Regions from separate parts of the Homo sapiens genome. Here region 1 is linked to region 2. Evidence: chromatin loops called from intact Hi-C (ENCODE). Cell type or tissue: PC-3. All regions are shown on one strand. Each heading gives the region's core, and the rest is flanking DNA. Links, peaks and the distances in the headings are about the cores only.

What was found. Hi-C counts contacts between places; a loop is a spot of excess contacts. Peaks named below come from ENCODE experiments on the same cell type or tissue, not always from the same donor. Only the 100,000 strongest peaks of a DNase experiment are listed, where the experiment ranks them.
Region 1: it touches region 2 in a loop (2.9-fold over the local background); 1 of 110 quality-filtered maps calls a loop at or near these places.

The regions. Positions count from the first base shown.
Region 1 is chr19:14,869,373-14,873,848 of GRCh38, forward strand. No RefSeq gene overlaps it. Among named protein-coding and RNA genes, the nearest start is that of OR7A17, 15 kb to the right of the region's middle. In PC-3, for the core only: a CTCF peak has its summit at 2,430 (motif pointing right); no DNase peak of the experiment used is centred there; H3K27me3 peaks cover 1,178 bases.
Region 2 is chr19:15,071,501-15,075,976 of GRCh38, forward strand. No RefSeq gene overlaps it. Among named protein-coding and RNA genes, the nearest start is that of OR1I1, 8.5 kb to the right of the region's middle. In PC-3, for the core only: a CTCF peak has its summit at 1,857 (motif pointing right); DNase peaks (open chromatin) are centred at 1,581, 1,991 and 3,061; H3K4me3 peaks cover 972 bases; H3K27ac peaks cover 2,821 bases.

The DNA of each region.
Region 1 (4,476 bases), core at 163-4,162, 200 kb before region 2:
TTGGCTGTAAATATGTGTTTATTTATGGGTTTTCGTCTCTGTTCCTTTGGCCCATGTGTATGTTTTTATGCCAGCACGAAGCTGGTTTAGGTACAATAGCTTCATAATATAGTTTGAAGTCAGATAGTGTGATGTCTCCAGCTTTGTTCTTTTGGTTCAACATTGTTTTAGCCATGTAGGGTCTTGGATGGTTCCATATGTATTATACAATTTTTTTTGTATTTCTGTGAAGAATGTCATTGGTATTTTGACAGGGATTGCACTGTGTCTTTTGATCACTTTGGGTATTATGGGCATTTTGATAATATTGTTATTTAGTTATTTATTTACTTTTTGAGACAAAGTCTCACTCTGTTGCCAGACTGAAGGCCAGTGGCACGATCCCCACTCACTGCAACCTCCACCTCCCAGGTTCAAGTGATTCTTGTGCCTCAGCCTCCTGAGTAGCTGGGACACAGGCATCCGCCACCTTGCCTGGATAGTTTTTGTATTTTTAGTAGAGATGGGGTTTTGCCACGTTTGCCAGGCTGGTCTCAAACTCCTGACCTCAGGTGATCTGCCTGCCTTGCCCTCCCCAAATCCTGGGATTATAGGCATGAGCCACCGCACCTGGCCAATTTTGACAATATTAATCAGGAATACATGTTCTACCTTCAGTCCTTGGCAGAGAGCATGTATTCTAAAGTTTTAATGAGAAAATCTTTCATGCATTTGAGGAATATAAAGTGGATTTTGGCATATTCCAGGCACTGTCCAGAAAATGAATGTGTGATGTTATAAAACAAAAGAAGAAAGAGGTAAGAAGGAGAATGTGGATGGAGTGTTATTTTTTATTGGGTGGTCAGGTAAGACCAGTAGACAAGGTGACAACTGAACAGAGACCACAATGAAGACAGGGTGGAGTCACCATGTTCCTTGCAGAAGCGTATGCAAGGCAGAAGGAACGACAATGAAAGACCCTGAGGCGTGTTCTTCTTTCAGATGTTCAAGTCCAACAAGTAAGCCAGTGTGGCAGGCAAACAAGCAAGAGGAGAGGAATGAGAGATGGTTTCAGAGGATATTGAGGAAGGAGTTGGCCTGGAAGCTGCTGAAACCTGAAGACACAAGGAGTCCTTCTGTCCAGATGTTGCATTTGCACTTTATTAATTTGGTTGCAAAGGCGCCCCATGAATTGCAATGAACTTCCTCTTTGTTTCCTGCTGTGGCCTTGAGTTCTGATGTTCATATGATGAGTTATCTTTTGGAATACATAGCCCAGGTTCTCTTTGTCTGAAACTTCTCACCCTAAAGAAACACACACACACACATACACACGGAACACATATACACATCTGACGTTCATATTTTGTGTTGTCATTTGGAATATGTAACTCAGGATCTCTTTGTCTGAAACTTCTTCTCACTCTGAAGCATCATACACACACACACACACATAAACACACACACACACATAGACACATACACACATATATACGGAACACACATACACATCTGCTGTGGCTTCCTGGGTGCATGTTACTCCCATGCCCTTCTCAACACCAATTACAGCATTAGAAAGGAAATGGATACCAGGTAAGATTTGAATAATGAAAATCTAAAACAAACTTATGAAAGAAAAGATATGAAATAAATTACTGACGTGAGTCAGAAATTCAAAATTAAAGTGGCAAACATCTGCAAATAAATGCTCAACCATTGTGGAAGACAGTGTGGCAATTCCTCAGAGATCTAAAGACAGAAATATCCTTCAACCCAGCAATCCCATTCCTGGGTATATACCCATAGGAATATAAATCATTCTATTATAAAGACACATGCACACGTATAGTCATTGCAACACTATTCAAAATAGCAAAGACATGGAGTCAACCTAGATGCCCATGAATGATAGACTGGATAAAGAAAATGTGGTACATATATACCATGGAATACTATGCAGCCATAAAAAAGAACAAGATCATGTCCTTTGCAGCAACATGGTTGGAGTTAGAGGCCATTATCCTTAGCAAACTAACACAGGAACAGAAAATCAAATACCAGATGTTCTCACTTACAAGTGGGAGCTAAATCATGAGAACACACGGACACAGAGAAGGGAAAAACACACTGGGGCCAACTGGAGGGTGGAGGGTGGGAGGAGGGAGATCAGGAAAGATAACTAATGGGTACTAGGCTTAATACCTGGGTGATGAAATAATCTGTACAATAAACCCCCATGACACGTGTTTACCTATGTAACAAAACTGCACATGTACCCCTGAACTTAAAAGTAAAAAAATTAAAATACGCTTTTTTTAGCAGTAGAAGAAACAGTATTTAAAGCCATAATTTCATTCCTATCTAAGTATAAATGGATCCAAATATGCTTACGAAAAAGATCTTAAGTTGAATGTAATTTTAGTTTGTATTCAATTGTAGGTTGTGAGTGCAAAAGAGTATCTTCCACAAGATGGCAGTAGATTACTGCTTTAAAATATAGATCTGCATATTCTCATTTATATGCAGAATCTAAATAATCAAACTCATAGGGATAGAGAGGAGTAAGGCAGTGGTTACCAGGGACTGGAGTATGGGGTGGGGTGGATGCAGAAAGCGGAGACATTAGATAAAGGATATAAAGTTAGCAAGAATGGGTTCTAGTAATCTATTGCACAGCATGATGACTTTAGTTGAGAATAATGTATTATATATTTCCAAAGTGCTAGTATCATAGATTTTAAATGTTCTCAACCACAAAGACATGATAAGTGTATGAAGTGACCGATACATTAATTAGGTTCCTTTAATCATTCTACAATGAATACATATAAAATAACATCTTATCCTGTGTTAGTTTGCTGAGAATGATGGTTTCCAGCTTCATCCATGTCCCTGCAAAGGACATGAACTCATCCTTTTTTATGGCTGCATAGTATTCTATGGTGTATAGGTGCCACATTTACTTTATCCAGTCTACCATTGACGGGCATTTGGGTTGGTTCCAAGTCTTTGCTATCGTGAACAGTGCTGCAATAAACATACGTGTGCATGTGTCTTTATAGTAGAATGATTTATAATCCTTTGGGTATATACCCAGTAATGGGATTGCTAGAAAACCAAACACTGCATGTTCTCACTCACAAGTGGGAGTTGAACAATGAGAACACACGGACACAAGGAGGGGAACATCACACACCGGGGCCTGTCGGTGGGTGGAGGGCTAGCGGAGGGATAGCCTAATGCAGATGATGACGGCTTGATGGGTGCAGCAAACCACCATGGCACGTGTATACCTATGTAACAAACCTACGTGTTCTGCACATGTATCCCAGAACTTGAAGTATAATAAAAAATAAAAATAGAAATAAAAATAAAATAACATCTTACTGCACCCCACAAGAATGCAATGATTTTTGTCAATCAAAACAGAAATTAAAACATTAAATTAAAAATAAAAATAGATCTAATTACAAAAGGAAGCAATAAGCAAAAACAGATGTGAAATAAGATGGAAATACTTATGAAGGATGATATATTTCTAGCAATGATGCAGAAGAATTTTCTAAGTCAAAAAACAATTGGAGAGGTGGGAACAAATTATGACAAACAGATTTGAGCACACAACGCTTATAAACTTTCACACATTTTCCTGATATACACCTCTACATACATAAAAATTAAACATTATTCAGCAAAGTTGGTGAAAAAGCTACAATTTCTTGTTTGAAAGAATGCAGTCAAAAGAATGAAAACATTCAGACGTCAGAACATGAAAGCAGGGAACTTGCATAATTTGCAATAGAGAAAATAAAAAGCAAACAAATCCAGCCTCACCAGAAGAAGAAAATAATTGCAAGCAAAAACTCTTTAGTATTCTCATTTTGACCTATTGTATAACATTTATTTTTCATGTGAATATCCAACATGAAAGAAGAGACTATGAAATGTATGTCTTGTGAACTGCTGTTGCAAGATGGAATTTACAAGTAATCCATTGGTGTGGATCTTTGCAGTTAAGCACAGAAACATGCTCAAATACGCCTCTCTTAAAATTTGTTCCAAAGTCTCTCAATTCATTGCACATCATTCCACACCAAATATTCTACTATCCTGCTTCTTTCACTGCAAAATTTCTAGTATGTGTTGTAATTTACTGGAACCACTTTTTGTCTTCCATTCCTTCTTCAATCTCATCCAAATCAACTTCCTTTATTATCACTTAGTTGTCAGCAATGATCCCTGCATTGCTTAGTATGACAAACACTTCTCTTTTTAACATATTAACTATATTAAATATAAATTAGTCAACCAGGCAAACAAACACACATCAATCTCTCAGCTTGACTTAGGCTAGTTTGGCTTTCAGGTAACACTAGGTAAATATTCTTGACTTATATTGCCTCTGAACATTTTCTGCAGTACCTACTGGGCGGACTCACCTGTATGGGGTCTCAGAGAGGAAGGTCTCCATATGGAAGTCTGAGCTCCTCCCTGGAT
Region 2 (4,476 bases), core at 127-4,126:
AAAAAGTGTATGAGCATTTTAATTTCAATAGATTTGTTCACTCATTCATTGCATTAAAATAATTTATCGAATCTCTGTCAAATACCAAATGCTGTACTAGGTGCTAGAAATAGCATCACCGACAAAGACAAAGTCATTGATCTCATGGAACTGACATTGTGTACGGAAATGCTGTGATAAGCAAACACATAGCACTGCAATATATATTTTTGCTAGTGCTAAGTGTCATGGAGAAAAATAAAACATCGTAAGTGGGTTACAGAATCATGGGAGCAAGATGCTTTTTTATTGTGGCAAAATACACATAATATCAAATGTATCGCTTTAACCATTGTTTTTTGTTTTTTGTTTTTTGTTTTGAGACAGAGTTTTGCTCTTGTTGCCCAGGCTGGAGTGCAGTGGTATGATCTCGGCTCACTGCAACCTCCACCTCCCGGGTTCAAGCGATTCTCCTGCCTCAGCCTCCCAAGTAGCTGGGATTACAGGCGCCCACCACCATGCCCGGCTAATTTTTGTGTTTTTAGTAGAGACGGGGTTTCACCATGTTGGCCAGGCTGGTCTCAAACTCCTGACCCCAGGTGATCTTCCCACCTCAGCCTCCCAAAGTGCTGGGATTATAGGCATGAGCCACCATGCCCGGCCGCGCTTTAACCATTTTAAAATATTCAAGCACTGGCATTTAGTGCATTCACAGTGCTGTGCAACCAACACCTCTGTCTCGTCCCAGAATATTTTTATTACCTAAAAGGAAACTCTACACCCAGACAGAAGGTCATGGAGGTGACATTTGAACGGGAATCTGAAGGAAGAGCAAGTGAGCGCCATGTCAAGATCTGATCTTCTTTGCATACCACCTTCACCCCATATCAACAAACTCCTGTACTATTATTTCGTTCATATTTTCCTTTAAAGCGAGTCTGTCTCTTTACTTAAGAGTACAGTTACCTGCTGGGTACAGTGGCTCATGCCTGTAATCCCAGCACTTTGGGAGGCCGAGGTGGGTGGATTGCTTGAGGTCAGGAGTTCAAGACCAGCCTGACCAACATGGTGAAACCCCGTCTCTACTAAAAATACAAAAATTGGCCTGGCATGGTGGTGGGGGCCTGTAGTCCCACCTACTTGGGAGGCCAAGGCAGGAGAATCGCTTGAACCCGGGAGGTGGAAGTTGCAGTGAGCCGAGGTTGTGCCACTGCACTCCAGCCTGGGCAACAGAGCGAGACTCCATCTCAAAATAAATAAATAAACAAATAAATAAATGTACAGTTATCCATAGAATATAATATTATTTGGCAATTTAAAAAAATAAAGTACCATCTGTTATTGAAAAGAGTCAAACTCTATAAAATGTTTGAAGAAATTTTTTCTGAGCCAAATATGAGCGACCATGGTCCATGACACAGCCCTCAGGAGATCCTGAGAACATGTGTCCAAGATGGTCAGGGTGCAGCTTGGTTTTATACATTTTAGGGAGACGTGAGATGTAGGGAGCCGAAGACCCGTGGGACGTGACCAACTCAGCATTCCACCGGAGGCTACGTGATCAAACAGCAAACTGTGTACCATGAATGCAGGATGTGAGCAAACTCACGACTGCTCCTGCCGACAGAAGGTTTGCCGGAGGCAATCTCTGGCGTGGAGGTTATCTACTGCAACATCTAGAGCCTGCTGTTCGAGGAATGCAGTCTTGCAAGCCTACTCTGGACTGAGCCCCTGGACTCCTTCTTCCACCCCGCTTCTCACTATCTTTTTTGCCTAATAAATACGGAGGGCTGTGTAAAGCTCAGGGCCCTTGTCCACTAGAGGCAAGGTGCCCCCGACCCCTTCTTCCAAATATACTCTTTTGTCTCTTGTCTTTTATTCTTGCGTTCGCCCCCTTTGTTCAGTCCACCAGGGGTCGTGGTAGGTTACATAGTGGTGCCCCGAACAGCGACAGAATCAGGCTCTCAACAATGAGAGCTTACCTCAATCAATACATGTAAAATGTACACTGGCTCAGGCCGGAAAGGCGGGACAACTGGAAGCAGGGACCTCCAGGTCGTAGGCGGATTCAAAGATTTTCTGATTGGCAATTGGTTGAAAAGAATTATTATCTAAAGACCTGGAATCAACAGAAAGGAATGTCTGGGTTAAGATAAGGGATTGTGGAGACCAAAGTTTTATCATGCAGATGAAGCTTCCAGGTAGCAGGCTTCAGAGAGAATAGATTATAAATATTATCAGACTTAAAAAGGTACCAGACTCTTAGTTAATTCTCTCCTAGATCAGGGAAAAGATCCAGAAAGGAAAGAAGATTCCCTATGTTAGGAATAACATGTTAGGGAACCCTGGAGGCAGGCAGATCACCTGAGGTCAGGAGTTCAAGACCAGCCTGGCCAACACGACGAAACCCTTTCTCTACTAAAAAATACAAAATAAAAATACAAAAATATTAGCCGGGCATGGTGGTGTGTGCCTGTAATCCCAGCTATTCGGGAGGCTGAGTCAAGAGAATCACTTGAACCTGGGAGGTGGAGGTTGCAGTGAGACAAGATCGCGCCACTGCCCTCCACCCTGGGTGACAGAGCAGAACTCTGTCTCAAAAAGAAACAAGAAAAAAAACAAAAAAATTAGAATGCAGTACCGATTCATGCTACAATGTGGATAAACATTGAAAACAGGCCTGCCTCAGTGGCTCATGCCTGTAATCCCAGCACTTTGGGAGGCTGAGGCAGGAGGATCACTTGAGCTCAGGAGTTCAAGACCAGCCTGGGCAACATGATGAAACCACATCGCTACAAAACATGCAAAAATTAGCCTGGCATGATGGTGTGCATCTTAGTCCCAGCTACTAAGGAGGCTGAGGTGGGAGGATTACTTGATGCCTGGAAGTGGAGGTTGCAGTGAGCCATGATCACACCACTGCACTCCAGCCTGGGCAACAGAGAAAGACCCTGTCTTAAAAAAGAAAAAGAAAAGAAAGAGAAAAGAAAGCATGATGCTGAGTGAAAGAAGCCAGACAAAGAGGGCTTCATAGTGCATAATTCCATTTGCATGAGTGTCCAGAATAGATAAATCCACAGACGTAGAAAGTAGGTTAGAGGTAGCCATGGGCTAGGGAGTGGGAATGGGGAGTGACTGCTCATGGGGATAGAGTATCCTTTTGAGGGGGTGAAAGTGTTCTAGAACTAGATAGAGGTGGGGTTGTACAACCTTGTGAACGTACTAAATGCCACTGAATTGTACACTTTAAAAAGGTTTAAATGATGACTTTTATATTATGTGAATCTTACTGTGATAAAAATATCCTGATTTCTGTGTCCCAAACCATTGAAAGCTAAATCTTGGGGAGCTGGGCCCTGCCACCAGGCCTCCACAATATCAACCCTAGCTGCCCCAGTGATTCCAGTAGGCAGCAAGAGTTGAAGTACTGGGGTCTAGAGACCAGTTCAAGCATGCAGATGTGTCAGGGTTAATGATATTTTGTACAAGTCCTGGGCCAGATAACAGCTGTTACAACTAAAAGGTCAATACACCTAAGATACAAAGATCTTCTGCAAATAAGACACAAATAACCTAAATGTGTCCAAATATGCAGATAATCTTTGAAATGGGCAGCCACAGGTGAGAAGCTCTTTAAAAAATTAAAATAAACGGGCCAGACCCGGTGGCTCACGACTGTAATCCCAGCACTTTGGGAGGCTGAGGCGGGTGGATCACTTGAGGTCAGATGTTCGAGACCAGCCTGGCCAACATGGCGAAACCCTGTCTCTACTAAAAATACAAAAATTAGCTGGGCCTAGTGGCACGTGCCTGTAATCCCAGCTACTCAGGAGGTTGAGGCAGGAAAATCGCTTGAACCTGGGAGGCGGAGGTTGCAGTGAGCCAAAATCGCACCACTGCACTCCAGCCTGGGTGACAGAGTGAGACTCCATCTGAAAATAAAATAAAATAAAATAAAAATAAAATAAAATAATGAAAAGAGGTCTTTCCTGCTAGTGAAGTTAAAAAAGAAAAAAGAAAAAGAAAAAGAGGTCAACTTCACTATCAGCCAGGGAAATGAATACCCTAGAACTTAAAGTATAATAAAAATATATATATTTTTAAAAAAAAAGAAAATGAGAGTAAAGATGACTTACTAGTTTTCACTCATCAGACTGGCAATCATTCAAAAACTAATAATGCAATGAAACCCAGTGCTTGCAACTATGTGTTGAAAAGGGCACACCTGTGTGTTGTTCGTGGGAATGTGATTTATTATTGCATTTGGGGGAAGTTACTAGAACAACACCTAGTTGAAATTCCACACTGGGAATCCACCCTATAGAACGATATTTATCAAGGGATTATTTGTAGTAGCAACAAAAAACAAACTATAAATAACCTGTGTGCCCTCAATGGTGGAAGGGTTGGATAATCAGAGTACACTCCTATCATGAGCCATTAGGTAGCTATTAAAAATAATGAGTTAGATATCTATCTATTCGCCTGGAGGAATTC